Regions from separate parts of the Mus musculus genome. Here region 1 is linked to region 2. A link is a loop called in an ENCODE intact Hi-C map of the cell type or tissue named here. Cell type or tissue: heart. All regions are shown on one strand. Each heading gives the region's core, and the rest is flanking DNA. Links, peaks and the distances in the headings are about the cores only.

Region 1 (8,336 bases), core at 37-8,036, 310 kb before region 2:
GGACCTTAAGTCAAACCAGATACTGGTTGGTTACTCCCACAAGCTGTGTGCCACCATGCCCTAGCATATCTTGCAGGCAGGACACCGCTGTAGATCAGAGGGTTTGGGGTCGGTTGGTTTTACTTTTCTCTCTTGGTAGCATGTAGACGGCTTTCCTATACCAAAGACACTAGAACATAGGGGTGAAGGCTCTGTGTAGGCATCAGCCCAACTTCTCCATGTTCAATATGTGTGTTGTCTTCGGTAAAAGACCCTTGCTGTCAGTTGTAGAGAACAACCTAGAGTCTTGGCAACAGCCTGAATTCTTTAGGGGTTTCCATAGGACCCCTTTGACCAACAACTCAATTTGATATCACACAATCCCAAGCTTCATTTGATGACAAGAGATTTGACAACTTTATTTAGGTCATGTATATGCATATAATATATTTTATATATTCCATATATATGTATATTGTTTTTCAACTCATCTACTGATGGACATCTAGAATGTTTCCAGATTCTGGTTTGGATGACCAGAGAGAGTGTCTCTATGGTAGGATGAAGCATCCTTTGGGTATATGCCTGACAGTGGTATAGCAGGATTCTGAGATAGATTGATTCCCATACTTCTAACGAGTCACCACACTGATTTCCATAGTGACTGTAAAAGTCTGTTCTCCCCCCAGTAATGGACGAGCGCTTGACACATCCTCTCCAGCAGGAGCTGTTACTTGTTTTGTCATTCTGACTGGTGAGATGAAGTCTCAAAGTAGTTTTGATATGTATTTCCCTGATGACTAAGGATGTTGAACATTTCTTTTCTTAGATTTATTTATGAAACAGGAGTTTTGCCTGCATGTACATCTACATACCAGAAGAGGCTTTCAGGTCCCATGGGACAATAGTTACAGACAGTTCTGAGCTGCCAGGTGGGTCCTGGGGATTGAACTCAGAACCTCTGGAAGAACAGTCAGTACTCTTACTGCTGAGCCATCCCTCCATCCCTGTTGAGCATTTCTTTGTTTCTCTTCCATTTGAGTTTCTTCTTTTGAGAATTCTCTGTTTAGCTCTGTAGCCTGTTTTTTTGTTTGTTTGTTTTTTGTTTTTTTTTTAAATCGGGTTGTTTGTTGTCTTGATTTGTCTTGATATCTGGTTTTCTGGGTAGTTGATAAAAATCTTTTCCCATCTGTAGGCAGCCACTTTGTTCAAATGACGGTGTCCTTTGTCATGCAGCAGCTTCTCAATGTCACGAAGTCCCATTAACTGTTGTTCTTAGTCCCTATGCTATCAGTGTTTCATCCAGAAAGGAGTTTTCTATGTCAATGAGTTCAAGGCTATTCCTCACTTTCTCTTCTACAAGGTTCAGTGTATATGGTTTTATTTTAAGGTCTTTGCTCCATTTGGAGTTGAGTTTTGTGCAGGGTGGTAAGTATAGATCTATATGGATTCTTCTACATGCAGCCATCCAGTTTGAACAGCACCATTTATTGAAGATGCTATCTTTTTTCCCCTGTGTATTTCTAGGTTCTTTGTCAAAAAAAGATAGGTGTCCATACATATGTGAATTTGTGACTGGATCTTCTGCTTGGTTCCATCAGTCTATGTGTCTGATACTGTGTCAACAGCACGCTGCTTCTATTACTACAGCTCTCTAGTACAGCTTGAGACTGCAGATGGTGAGACCTCCAGCAGTGACTTGATTATTCAGGATTGTTTGTGCTATCCTGGGTTCTTTTAGGTTTCCATATGAAACTGAAATTTTCCCTTTCAATTTCTGTGAAGAATTGTATTGGATTTTTGGTAGGGACTGCATTGATCTGTAGATTGCTTTGGATAGGATGGCCCTTTTTACTGTATTAATTCTGCTGATCCATGAGCACCTTTCTGACATTTTCTTCAAACACTGCAACCCCTTAACATCTCAAGGCCTGTCGTACCCTGCCCCCTCCTCAAGCCCCAGGCCTCCCCTTGACTTTGTTTCCCCTCCCCTTGACTTCATTGTTGTTTCACTTGTGTTTCTGGTGTTGGTGTGTGTGTTTGTGTGTGTGTGTGTGTGTGTGTGTGGCTTTCCACAAATCATTCTTGTACACATAAAAGTAGATTGCAATTTTATTTTATTTTATTTTACTATTAGTCCTTAGATGGCTGTGTGGATCCAGAAGGAATGGAGGTCAGGAGGAAGTGGGAGGTATAGGGGCAGGGAAAACTGTCATCAGAATATATTGTATGAAAAAAAATATTTCCATAAAAGAAAAAATAATGAAATAAATAAACAAAACAAATAGATTGCAGTAGTTATTTGCCAGGTAGTTATTGTTATTGTTTCTGTTTGTTGGTTGGTTGGTTGGTTTTGTTTTTGCTTTCTTTATTCTTCTGCCAGGAACACTTGACCCTCAATATTACCAGGTAAATAAAGGAAGAAAAACACCCAGGAAAAGAGACATAACAGGCTGAGGTGCTGGCTCAGTAGATAAAGTTCTTGTTGTGAAAGCAGGACGATCCAAGTGCTGATTTTTAACACCCACATAAAGGCCAGGTGGGTATGTCAGGCTGCCTTGTAACCACAGTACTCAAAAGTGAAAGATGGAATTCCTGGAGAACGCTGGCTAGCGAGATTAGCTCATTCGCTGAGCTTGAGTTTCAGGTGAGACACCCCACACACACACACCTGCCTTAATATATAAGATAGAAGAGGAAGACTTCACAACCATGTACACACATACATGCACATGCATGTGTGCCCACATGTGTGAGCATGCAAACAGGCATAGATGATAAATGTCCCTCTATATTCTATTTTTGGAATAGGATGTTGTATGACCTCACCACACAGTAACTGATCCTGTCTTTGCACGCTCTGGTAAGTACCGGAGCACCTACTGCTGCATCTTGTGCCAAATTCCTTCTGATAAGATGATAGAAACCAGAATGAGGTGGAACTGAGCCTCCTCCTGTAAACAAAAGCTATCTCACAGGAGCGTTCCTTCCAGTTGAGTCATGTGACCTCCTAACCTTCTAGATGTAATTTGAACAAGCAGGCATCCTGAAATTCTAGCTGCCTGGGGGCCAGTTGATTTAGAAAGAAATCAACCATTCAGAAGGTTATAACCACCGCAGGCCACAAGGGGGCAGCAGTTTCTGCTCTTACTTCAGGAACTTGGACAACCATAATTAGGAGTTGGGCAGAAAGTATAAATTACAGTGCATTTTAGTGAAAATAAGAACTATAGCTGCAAGCAGCAGCATGGAAGACCCTCACAACATGCTGCCAGATATAACACACACACGCACACACACACACACACACACACACACACACACACACATTATAAATATACCACCCTATTCAAACAAAGGACTCAAAGAATTAAAATTTCCCCCAGGAATGCCATCCATGCTGGGTGGGGCGGGTGGTGGTGGCGGACAACAGCCTGGCAGGGGAAGGATTCATAATCAGAAGGCGTTCACACTGTTCTTTAATAAACATGTGTGCATTTCCTGGTGTCTGTCTGTCTTTTCTGTCTCTCTCACACTCACATCTTTTACATCAAACTGTAACACTGCTGCTAAAATAAGGGAAATTGGGGCCCCCTTTAGTGGGTCTTGGTCTCTTTGATAAAAAGAATTTTAAAAACAGTCAGATTGAGACACGCTGACTCCGTGGCAGGCTTCAAGCTGGCTTCAAACAGGAGACTAGGCCTAAATTTCTGTTTCCAAGACCCGGGCAAGTCCAGACCTCAGAAGCTACCCTGCCGTTGGCCCTGAGGTAAGGACACGGTCAGCATCACTTTCCAGATGTCCTCGGGAACAGTTTTCAGACTTCCCCAGCAATGGTTCTGGAATGTCCCCAGAGATAGAGCCAAGAGATAGAGGTTACCTACCTACACCTCCCCGGGACTCCCTGATGTACTTTAAATTGGGCCTGCAAACTCACATGGGCATCCCCACATTGGAACAGGAGACTCCAGCATTCTGGACTTCTGCAGAATAAAACACTCTTTGCTTTTATATACTATTTGAGTCCTGGGTATCATTCTTTGGTGAATCATGGACCTTTATGAGATAAAAATGTCAGGACAATTTTATTAGAATTTAGAAGGAAAATCATAAGGTAGCAAGTTGGAAATCTTGCCCAGAGGAGAATGGAGAAGGGCACAGCCATGCTGTTTGAATTAAACAGATATGGAGCTCAGACACAGGGAGGGCAAGCGACCACCTGGCAGGAAGCAAAGCATTAGAAAAGTAAAGCCCAGACCATTAGGAAAAGCATGCTTAGAGAGGGGGCAGGAAGAAGAAAAGCAAAGTCACGCTTGTGTGAGTAACTCAGACTTATAGAGCTGTATGGCTGCACTGTGAAGGAGACCGTGCTGGGGTGGGGTGGGGGTGGGGGGTGTCTGGGAAGAAAACATGCCTTGCCTCAGTAAAGGGATAATTATTGGCTTAGGGTGGGCCAATTCTTCCTGAGGGATAGATCCTTGGCCAGGTGACCAACCTGCCCCTGAATTAACTCTTAGTGGGGGAGACAGTGCAGGAAGTGGAGGGAACAAAGAATCCTGGCGCTTTCTCCCACTCTCACTCACTCTCATTTGGCAAACCTACAAACACCTCCACCTCCCTTCCTCCTTGATTTCCCAGCAGCCACAATCTGTAATGGCTTGCTTCCTTGTGAGACTAGGAGAAGGAAAGAAGAGGTTAAGGAAATAAGAAGAACGCCTGTGGGCGTTGGTATTTGAGGAGGACAGTGAAGACCTTGTAGAGTGAAGACCTTGTCAACGTGACTGATTCATTACTGGGGGAAGGTGGTATTGTAGATAAGGGAAAGAACAGCCAGCGGCATCTGGGGGAGTCAGTAATGGCTGCCTTTCTGGGACAGAGAGAGTAGCACAGAGAGCAGGAAGGGGGAGCAGCAGCCTGGTTATTGCCAGGGCTGCAGGAGTAGGGAAGAGCATGAAGATAGTGGGAGACTCTTGCTGGTTACTATGTGTTATGTGGAAGAGGAAGAAGGGGAGGAGGGGGAAGGGGAGGAGGAGGAGGAGGAGGAGGAGGAGGAGGAGGAGGAGGAGGAGGAGGAGGAGGAGGGGGAGGGCAGTTATCTGGAACAGCTGGAATCTAGCACAGGGCTCTGATCTGTTGGTGGCTTGTTTGAGTAAATAGAGGACTAGATGCTGGCTCTGGATTTTGGGGGACCGAGGGGGACTGTAGTAGCAGAGGAAAAAGTATTAGCTAACAGAAACTCACTTTACAAGGTTTCTGAAGAATGCTAAGTGCTTACTGGGTCGGAATTCAGCCTGAGCTGAGCCCAAATTGTCTTTTTGGAGGTTGGGGCTTGACAGCACACACTTATAATCACAGCACATAGGAGGCAAAGACAGAGGATTAAGAGCACAAGGCCAGCCTTGACAATGTACTAAGTTCAAGGCCAACCTGGTTTCTGTCAGGCTGTTAGGAGGCATGGAAGACCACTCGGGCACAGGTTCAAGACAACAGAATTAGCCAACCACCGACTATACTGGGTGTTTGGGACCCAAGTACAGACCTGAACTTTTCTCAGGGTGAGCTTTTAAGCACAAAAGCCATAAACTGGGCTGACACACCTCAGTCAACAAGAACAGCTAGCCAGAAGCAGAACTACAGATGCCGAAAAACAAGGTTAGTACATCTAGAGACATTTCCAGAACTATGGACATTGATGGATTAGGTCTTTGTTTTTGTTTTGGTGGATGTTGCTACCTACAGGCTGCGTTCCAAAGCCTGAATGATGCTTCCATCATGGCGTCAGTTGGGTTAAGGCATACAAAGTTCTAGGGCCTTTACATTCCCAACTTGGAGGCATTAGTCAAACCATGGACTCATCTGGGGTCAGAGGTTATATCAACTCCTTAGCACTAGTAGTTTAACTGAATTTATTTTCTATTTTACATAGCCGTGGTGGTTTGAAAGAAAACAGCTTCCTATAGGCTCACGGAGAACTGTGCTAATAGGAGGTGTGGCCTTGCTGGAGTGGGTGTGGCCATGTTGGAAGAAGTGCATCACTAAGGGCTGGACTTTGAGGTCTCAGAAGCTCAAGCCTGCCTGGTGGCTTACCACTCACTTCCTTTTGCCTATTGGTCCAGATGCAGAGCTCTCCACTCCTTCTCTAGCATCTTATCTGTCTATGCACAACCACGGTGAAAATGGGCTAAACCTCTGAATATGTAAGCCAGCCCCAAGTAAATGTTTTTCTTTATAAGAGTTGCTGTGGCCATGACATCTCTTCACAGCAATAGAACCTAACTAAGGCAGTAGCTAAGTAGGCAGTTGAGCAAGCAGCATCCTACAGAGCTAGGAACAGAAGGATGAACTCGGCTGGGTGTGATGGGAAATTTGCTGCTGTGGGGGTGTTGAGAAACACAGGTTATTGGCTCTTTCCATGTTGGCTTCAGGCTTGGATCAGGACTCTCTTTACCCATGCAAGGTCACCCAGCTCAGACAGACAAAAGTGCAGCCTCTCACACCACCTGATGAATATCCTCTGTGTCTGCTGCAGAGCCCATGAGGACTTGAGGATGAAATGGTTAGTAATTTTTGCCTAATGAACCTTTCCATACTAAGGTCCATATGGCCCTTAGGAGGTGTGATGGTTTAAATATGCTTGGCCCATGGGAAGTGGCACTATAAGGAGGTGTGGCCTTATTGGAGGAGGTATGACCTTCTTAGAGGAAGTGTGTCACTGTAGAAGCAGGGTTTTGAGGTCACATATGTATGTTTAAGTCTGGCCAGTGGAATCAGCCCCCTCCTGGCTGCATGCAGAAAAGTTTCCTCCTGGCTGCCTTTGGATCAAGATGTAGAACTTTCAACTCCTCCAGCCCCACATCTGCCTGGACACTGCCATACTCTTCTAACCTTGATGATAATGGACTAGACCTCTGAAACTGTAAGCCAGTCTCAATTAAACACCTACCTGTTGGAGTAGATGTGTCACTGTAGGTGTGGGCTTTAAGACCCTCATCCTAGCTGCCCAGAAGCCAGTATTCTGCTAGCAGCCTTCAAATGAAGATGTAGAACTCTCAGCTCCCCCTCCACCATGCCTGCCTGGATGCTACCGTGTCCCTGCCTTAATGATAATGGACTGAATCTCAAATTTAAGCCAGCCCCAATTAAATGTCCTTATACGAGTTGCCTTAGTCATGGTGTCTGTTCTCAGCAATAAAACCCTAACTAAGACACTCTCTCAGGTGTCTGCTTCAATAAAACATCCTCTCACAAGACAGCTTCCAGAAAAGTATCACTTAACACAATTGAGTTTCCAAAGAAACCAGAAATTTCCACTAAAATCCACTGCAAAGGGCACCAAAAGGGAAATCCCCAGAGGCCCAAGTGAACAAGGCAGTAGACTTGCCACCCAGAAGGTGACCCTAGAACCAGAAGGAACCTTCCCAGATCTTGGTTCCACCACTTGAATCTGAATTGCTTCAGAGCCCAATCTATCCACAAAGAAGCCAAGTGGACAACAAGAGAAGGAGCCAAACAGGAGGCAAATGGTGGTCATTTTTGCCAGATGAGAGACCCATACTCCCTGCTGCTATCAGAACACAGATGGTCACCAAACCCTACCCTGCAACTTGTCTTAGGGCAACTAAAACTGCTGAGTTACTCAGGTCCAGATATTACAATAAATTTGGGTTTTCCTGTTCTTGGGGTGTGACAGTGGCTCAGCCCTCACAGGAAAAGTTTCCCACGGATAGGTTCTAAATGTTGAGTGTAAAACTACTTTGTACTTAGAAGCCATGAAGTTCAGTATAGATAAACTAAACATGTTGGCGAGACCAGTAAAAGTTGGGTCAACCTATTACCTTTTGCCCTCCTGTCTTATTTAGGGGTTCGTTGTTGTGTAGAGACACCATGGCCAAGGCAACTCTTATAAGGACATTTAATTGGGGCTGGCTTAAATTTGAGATTCAGTCCATTATCATTAAGGCAGGGACACAGTGGCATCCAGGCACTGGTGCAGAGGGAGCTGAGAGTTCTACATCTTCATTTGAAGGCTGCTAGCAGAACACTGGCTTCTGGACAGCTAGGATGAGGGTCTTAAAGCCCACACCTACAGTGGCACACCTACTCCAACAGGGCCACACCTTCTAATACAACAACTCCCTGGGCCAAACATATACAAACCATCACAGAGGGCTTGTGATGTTCTGCTGGAGCAGGTGCTTGAGGGTGTGCAGGATATTTGAACAGAGTATAAGTGGAACCCCATAAACAGTGAGAGGTTGCTCTTGCATTGTGATGCAATGTTTCATTGGGCTTCGTTGGGCTTCGCTGGGCTTCGGTGGGCTTCTTCTGGGCTTCACTGGTTTTTCACTGGTCTTCAC
Region 2 (8,336 bases), core at 270-8,269:
TCCTGACACAGTCCCAGGGCTATCATAGATACTAGGTACCTGTGCACTAGAAAGTAACCAAGAGATTAATTAATCAAATCATTGGCATGAGAGGCTGGATGTTCTTAATTGCTCCTATGACTTCCCAAGTGGAAGAGCTGCAACACGTGATAGAAGACAAGGAAGAGGTGAGCCAGGAACTTTAGTGAGAAGGGACAGGGAAGAGGGTGGGGAAGACGAACAGAGGCCAAGCCCAAGGGCAGTGGTGGATTTCTTGGATGAATGGGGAGGTGGGACTATGAAAACTGTGTTAAAAGTCTCCCACCCACAGCACTTTAGAGCTGGAAAGGTTGCCTGGACACCACAGAATTCCCCCACCCCTAAGCCCAGGTGACAGTAGATGGCCTGGGGGAACAGGAGTCCTGAGGCAGCACTGACAGCCATACCTGCTCCTGGCAGGGACCAATGCACAGGGGCCCACATCCTCCACCTGGCTCCTCAAGGCTGCTTCAGCAGGGAGCTGTTCCCATGAAGATTCCTGGAGGTGTGGCAGAAACAGAAACTCTGGAAAGGAGAAGAGCACACAGTGTAACTTCCTCTTCCCTCCCCCATACCCTCCCTCATTGCCATTCACCAGTTGCCCCTCTCTCCTCAGCCCCTTCCCCTGTCTCCAAGATTCTCCCCCATTAACACCTGGCCTGGCCAGGAAGCTGAGTTTTGCATGGGACCCTGCACTTTCTTGTCAGTGGTGGGTTCTGATCACAACCAGGGGCTCCTGCTTGGGACTCCAGTGACAAAAGGGCAGCATCACCCAGTGGCCTTCTCTGGCTGGAGCCATTCCCCATTGCTGCTCTGAGATGAGACCCTTGTCCCCGCTTGCCCCACCCCCACCCAGCTGGACAACAGTTGTGAAACTTGTGGCAGAGACTCAAGTCCCTTGTATAAAGTAATATTTGTGTATCCTGTATATGTTCTCCATGTGCACAACCTGACATTGCATGTAAACCTAACACAATGTAAATGGGAGTAGTTGTCAGATGATGCTGTTTGAGAATAATAACAAGACAAGTGTATACATGTTCAGATGCAATTTAAATATTTATTTGTTTTGTGCATGTGAGTGCACATGTGTGTGAGAGAATGAACATGCCATGGCATGTATGTAGAGGTCAGAGGCCAAGCTTGGGTGTCAGTCCCCATCTTTCATTTTATTTGGTGCAGGGTGTTTCTTGTTTATCTCTGTTCTGCATACTCTAGTCTCCTTCATCCAGAAAGTTCTGGAAGCTTCTATGTTTCCACCTTCAATCTTCCCTTAGGGTGCATCCAGCTTTCCATGGGTTCTGGCGATCTGAACTGAGGCTGTCAGGTTTTCATGGCAAGTGCTGTTACTAATCACCATCTCCCTAGCCTCAAAACGCAATTTAAAATGGTTTGCAGCCAGGCGTGGTGGCGCTTGCCTTTAATCCCAGCACTCGGGAGGCGGAGGCAGGCGGATTTCTGAGTTTGAAGCCAGCCTGGTCTACAAAGTGAGTTCCAGGACAGCCACGGCTATACAGAGAAACCCTGTCTCGAAAAACCAAAAACCAAACAAACAAACAAAAAAAACCCCCAAAAACAAAAAAACAAAACAAACAAACAAACAAACAAAAAAACAGAGCCCACAGGCATAGAGGCCCAATTGTACCCTGCTAGTCAGAGTCTAGTTACTGATGGACACACCTCGCTGACTATGCTTATGTATACTGCAGAACTCTGTTACTTAGATACTGGAGAACTTGAAAGGCAAATGAACAAAGAGAAGACATTGGAGTATTGTGCAGATCGCAATTAGGAGAAGCAGCTAACATCCTAAAAAGAAAGAAAAATGAAGAGGTTGGAAAGGAGCCATGAACAGAGATTGGAATAGCCAAGACCCAAACTGTAAGGGTGTTGTCCCCCGGAGAGGAGGAGCTACCTGTGGCTAGGGTGGAAGCTGTGTGCAGCTCCTGGGAGTGCAGCTAGTGTATGCAAGTGCTTCTTGAGGGGCTGATGAGTTTGGCTCTGGGAGTATTAAGAGAGTACTGGATGGGAGGGCCTGCTGCGCACGGCAGGAGAGTGTTCCCAAGTAAAGGCTGATAGGACCCAGAGGCCCATGGCCTTCCCTCCTTCATCAGCTCCAACCAGTCTAGAGAAGAGAGAAAGAAAGATGGAGTTGGGCATGGTAAAGATGAGCTTGCTAGCCAGTGACATCTGCTTTGCAGAGAGTTTGTTTTCTACATTAGCTAACGAATTAAGTTAATGTAGTGATGGAGTCCCACATGGTCCAGGCTGACCTCAAACTCACTATGTGGTCAGGCATGGCCTTGAGTTTCTAATCCTTTTGTTTTCACTTCCCAAGCCCTTAGTGTTACAGGCACGGGCCACCACATCCAGTTTCTACCAGGGACGGAACACAGGGTCTTGTAATGCTAGACAAACACTCTAGCAGCTGAGCCATATCCCCAGGCCCTGGAGTTAGTTTTGAATTTGGTTCGTTTGAAATCGTCAGGCATCTTACGTTTAGTGTTTTTCCTAGATATGGGAACTGGCTCATTCTTTAGTTTCTTGACAAGTTTCTGGATTGTTGTGGGCCAGTAATAGCTTGATAGGACTCTCATGAAAGCCACTTTAGGTGTAACCCAAGAAAGCAAGGTTGCCATGTTGACTCACAGGGTGCCAGCAGAAGGCTCACCGGTTAGGTCATCCCGGCCACATAGAGAGAGATATCTATCAAACTAAACCCCCCAAAACCATCATCACCACCAAGAAAACAAAAAGTGCTTCACTTTGCTTATAACGTGTCTTTGACTACATGACAGTCTTGGGGTTACTGCTGCGGTGATGAAAAAACCCTTACCAAAAGGCAACTTGGGGAGCAAAGTGATTATTTGGCTTCCACTTCTAAATCATTTCTCATCATTGAAGGAAGTCAGGACAAAGACTCAGAGAACCTGGAGGCAGGCGCTGATGCAGAGGCCATGGAGGCAGGAACTGATGCAGAGGCCATGGAGAGTGCTGCTTGCTGACTGGCCCAACATGGCTTGTGGCTTGCTGTTTAGCTCAGGTAATGTTGTAATAACCATCCTCCTGCCTCAGACTCCTGATCAGACTCCTGAATGCTACCGTTATAACTGTATGCTACTCATAACCAGGAGAAGGATCTTTAAGGCAGCTCCCGCTAGCTCAGTCAATGTCTCATTCAGACACTAGAACAGGCCCTGTGTTTGTATGTATGGCTTGCTACTTTTCTTTCCCACTAAATAAAAGAAGGAACCAAATGTTAAAACTTGGGAGACTTGGGGGCTGGAGAGATGGCTCAGTGGTTACGAGGATTAGCTGTTCTTCTGGAGGTCCAGAGTTCAATTCCCAGCAACCACATGGTAGCTCAGGACCATCTGTAATGAGATCTGATGCCCTCTTCTGGCATGCAGGTGTACATGCAGATAAAGCACTCACATACATAAAATAAGTAAATAAGAGAAATCTTTAAAGGGGCTAGAGACTATGGCTTAGCAGTTAAGAGCATTGACTGCTCTTCCAGAGGTCCTGAGTTCAATTCCCAGCAGCCACATAGTGGCTCACAACCATCTGTAATGGGATCTGATGCCCTCTTCTGATGTGTCTGGAGATAGCTACCTACACATATATTCGTATACACAAAATAAATAAATAAATCTTTAGCCGGGCAGTGGTGGTGCACACCTTTAATCCCAGCACTTGGGAGGCAGAGGCAGGCGGATTTCTGAGTTCGAGGCCAGCCTGGTCTACAGAGTGAGTTCCAGGACAGCCAGGACTGCACAGAGAAACCCTGTCTCGAAAAATCAAAACAAACAAACAAACAAATCTTTAAGGAAAAGCAAAAGCAAACAAACAAAAACCCTTAGGAGGGGGCTGGAGAGATGGCTCAGAGGTTAAGAGCACTGACTGCTCTTTCAGAGGTCCTGAGTTCAAATCCCAGCAACCACATGGTGGGTCACAACCATCTGTAATGAGATCTGATACCCTCTTATGGGGTGTCTGAAGACAGCTACAGTGTACTTACTTAAAGTAAATAAATTTTAAAAAATACATCTTAAAAAAATAAAAATAAAAAACAAAACAAAACAAAAACCCTTAGGAGACTTGCAAATGTCCTCTTATTGTGGCTTCATTCTGCCACCAAGTGGTCAAGAAGAGAAAAATCAGACCAGAGCAAAATTAATCTGTCATTATCATTTACCAAGTGCTTTCTGATTTGTGTGGTTAAACCTTTACCAAGGCTGGGCGTGGTGGCACACACCTTTAATCCCAGCACTCGGGAGGCAGAGGCAGGCGGATTTCTGAGTTCGAGGCCAGCCTGGTCTACAAAGTGAGTTCCAGGACAGCCAGGAGAAACCCTGTCTTAAAAAACAAACAAACAAACAAACAAACACAAACAAACAAACAAAAACAACCAACCAACCAACCAAAAAAAAAAAAAAATCCATCTTTACCACGCCTACTTAGAAGTTGACTACCTGATGTTTCCAAAGAAAACATCAATTTAGTATTCTAAACCCTAGGCTCCCAAACCAAAATTTCCAAAATACTTGTACTTGGTGCTATAAAGCATAGGTTGTAGAGTGAGAGGCTCTCAAGTTTTCATGCCCGGAAATCGCCTGCTGCGTCCTCTCCTCGCTCCTCCTGCTTTGTTTCATTTCTAAGTTTGAAGGCGTCGTCCATCACCGTGGGAAGGTCATGGTGGCCCGAGTGTGAGGCAGCTGGTCAGATTGCATCTACAGTCAGGAAAAGGGAACAGAGAGGGGACAATCTAGTGTTGCTCTTCCCTTGAACTCCTCACATTTATATCAGCACCTAGACCAGAAATAGCCTGAAGGCCTTGAGGGTCATGTCTTCCCCAATATGCTGAGCAAAATCATAAATAAAAATTGTTCCACTTAAGATCACAAATCCAAAAACAGAAAAATTATAAATTCTTGCTGTGTGGTAGTGGCACAGGCCTTTAATCCCATCACTCAGGACACAGAGGTAGGCAGGTCTCTGAGTTCAAGGTAAATCAGGTCTACAGAGTGAATTCCAAGAGAGCCAGGGCTACACAGATAAACCCTGTCTCAAAAAACAAAAAACAAAAACAAAACATAGATAGATAGATAGATAGATAGATAGATATTAAAACAAGCTAAAATAAAACAAAACCTGTCTCAAAAAACCAAAATAAATAAATCAGTTAAAAACAGTACCTCCAACAACAGCAACAAAACAACACACCCACGACAAAACCATAAATAATAAAATTTTGGAGCTGAGGGTCTATTTCACATATAGATTGCTTCTGTGTAAGGCACTGGGTTCTATCACACACACACACTTCCTCTCTCTCCCTCCCTGCCTCACACACACTTCCTCCCCCCCCCCCCAGGCACACATACACAGAATACATACACATTCTCTCTCTCTCTCTCTCTCTCTCTCTCTCTCTCTCTCTCTCTCTCTCTCTCTCTTTCTGACACACACACACACACACACACACACACACACACACGAGTGCATGCACATACACGCCCTCTCACTCCTGCTTTGAGGAACACAGCAGCATGGCAGAAAGTCTCCTGCACTCCCCATCAGCAGCTCTGTAACCATCCTTTCTGCAGTTGGTGAGAACCAAAGCTGAGCCTGGACCACAAGCTCAGTGCCCTTAGACCCAGCCACCCGAGTTGGAATGCAGCAGACATAGACTTGAGGTACAGACTAGCAGATCTCCTTGATATGAACCCAGTCACTCTTCAGTCACTAGGCCACCTGACTCATTCATTTGTCTTCTTCTTTTTAAAAACATAGTCTTCTGCTGGAGAGGATGGGGAGAGAGGAGCACACTCCTCCATTGCTGGTGGGAGTGCAAACTTGTACGGCCACTATGGAAATCAGAAAACTGGTAATCCATCTACCTCAAGACCCTGCTATACCACTTCTGGACATATACTCAAAGGATGCTCCATTCTACCAATGAGGTCACTTGCTCAACCATGTTCACAGCAGCTTTACTCACAATAGCCAGAAACTAGAAATAACCGAGATGTCCCTCAACCAGAGAATGGATACCGAAAATGTGGTACATTTACACAATGGAGTATTACCCAGCTATTAAAAAAAAAAACCAGATGAAACTAGAAAAAATTATCCTGAGTAAGGTAACCAAGACCTAGAAAGACAAACATGGTATGTGTACTGGCTAGTTTTGTGTCAACTTGACACAGCTGGAGTTATCACAGAGAAAGGAGCTTCAGTTGAGGAAATGCCTCCATGAGATCCAACTGTAAGGCATTTTCTCAATTAGTGATCAAGGGGGAAAGGCCCCTTGTGGGTGGGACCATCTCAGGGCTGGTAGTCTTGGTTCTATAAAAAAGTAGGCTGAGCAAGCCAGGTGAGGCAAGCCAGTAAAGAACATCCCTCCATGGCCTCTGCATCAGCTCCTGCTTCCTGACCTGCTTGAGTTCCAGTCCTGACTTCCTTGGTGATGAACAGCAGTATGGAAGTGTAAGCCGAATAAACCCTTTCCTCCCCAACTTGCTTCTTGGTCATGATGTTTGTGCAGGAATAGAAACCCTGACTAAGACAGTATGTATTCACTTATACATTGATATTAACTGTAAGTGAAGGATAATCATATTGCAATTCATAGACCCAGAAAGGCTAATGGAAAGTGTTTTAAAGGTGACACATAGAGCTCCCTGGGAATGGAAAATAGAAAAGGTTTTGCAGGTGGATTAGGGACAGATGGGGACAGGAGAGATCAGGTCACAGGAGTGGAAGGAGAGACTTTGGGGGAGAGGTGACCATTATTGGAGGCCACTTGGGGGATACTGTGAAAACGTAGTGCAGTAGAGACTCAAGGATTCCACAAGGGTGACCTTAGCAAGGACTCCCAGTAACAGAGGACATAGATTCTGAACCAGCCAACTTCTGTAACCAGCCAACTTCCAGTGGTGGGACTGGGACACCAACCCAGTCAGTCACCAAACCTTCAACCTACAATCTGTGCTGCCTGCATTTTGTGCTGGGGTAGTGGAGGCTTAGGACTTTTGGAAATGGCCAATCAATTACTGCTCTAATCTGAGGCCCACACCATGAGAGGGAGCCCATGTCCCACACTGACTGGATGACTGGAACTAGAGGCTGGAAAGCCTGGAGACCAAGGATAGAGAGGAAAAAACAATTAAAGATTCCTAATGGCTAAGCAGTGGTGGCACACCCCTTTAATCCCACCACTTGGGAGGCGAAGGCAGCCTGGCCTACAGAGTGAGTTCCAGGACAGCCAGGGCTACACAGAGAAACCATGTCTTTATCCCCTTCTCCCCCACCAAAAAAAGTTTCTTAATGATATTCTGTTATACTCATAAATGGGTCCCTGGCCCAGTCATCTCCAGAGAGACCTCTTCTGGCAGTTGATGGGAGCCGATACAGAGAAGCACAATGAAATTTTAGGTGGAGAGAGAGTCCAAATTGGAGATATGCATTTGGTCCCTTCCCTTGGAGCTTGGAGAAACCTCATTGAAGACAGGGAGAAAGAATGATAGAAGCCAGAGGGGTTGAGGACACCAGGAGAACATGGCCCACAGAATCAACTAAGCAGGTCTCTTAGGGGCTCACAGAGGCTGAAGCAGCATTCGCAGAACCTACATGGGTCTGCGCTAGGTCCTTGGTGTATATGCTGTGGCTGTTAGCTTGGTGTTTTGTGGAACTCCTAACAGTGGCTGTGGAGGGTGTGTCTGACCTTCTGGATGCTCTTAGGACCCTTTTCCTTCTACGGGGTTTCCTCACCCGGCCCAATGTGAGGGTTTGTGCCTAGATTTATTGCATTTTGTTATGCCATGTTCAGCTACTATCCCTGGGGGTCCAGCTCTTATCTGAAGGGAAAGGAGGAAGGGTCTGGGGGAGAAAGGAAGTAGGGGGTGGAGCCTGGGAGGAGCGGAGGGAGGGGAAACTTTGGTCGGTCAGGACATATTGTAGGAGAGAAGAATTTAAAAAAAAAGATTTATTTATTTATTTATTTATTTATTTATTTATTGTGAGTAAACTGTAGCTGTCTTCAGACACACCAGAAGAGGGCATTGGATCTCATTACAGATGGTTGTGAGCCACCATGTGGTTACTGGGAATTGAACTCAGGACCTCTGGAAGAGCAGTCAGTGCTCTTAACCACTGAGCCATCTCTCCAGCCCACAAGAGAATTTATATGCAACCATAGTCTTTGTCCTTTTGATTACAAGAGCAGAAGACATGGTAAAATGTCTCACTGATCAGCAGGGCCAGTGATAGCTCAGATAATAAAGGCCTTTATCTTGTCCCTGGAACTCACATAA

Evidence for each region. A loop is a pair of places that touch in the nucleus more often than their neighbours do. Peaks named below come from ENCODE experiments on the same cell type or tissue, not always from the same donor. Only the 100,000 strongest peaks of a DNase experiment are listed, where the experiment ranks them.
Region 1: it touches region 2 in a loop (7-fold over the local background); 8 of 42 quality-filtered maps call a loop at or near these places.

What each region holds. Positions count from the first base shown.
Region 1 is chr16:23,398,162-23,406,497 of GRCm38, reverse strand. No RefSeq gene overlaps it. Among named protein-coding and RNA genes, the nearest start is that of Rtp1, 27 kb to the left of the region's middle. In heart, for the core only: a CTCF peak has its summit at 3,090 (motif pointing right); a DNase peak (open chromatin) is centred at 3,087; H3K27ac peaks cover 651 bases.
Region 2 is chr16:23,083,767-23,092,102 of GRCm38, reverse strand. No RefSeq gene overlaps it. Among named protein-coding and RNA genes, the nearest start is that of Gm30693, 15 kb to the left of the region's middle. In heart, for the core only: CTCF peaks have their summits at 3,429 (motif pointing left) and 4,159 (motif pointing left); no DNase peak of the experiment used is centred there.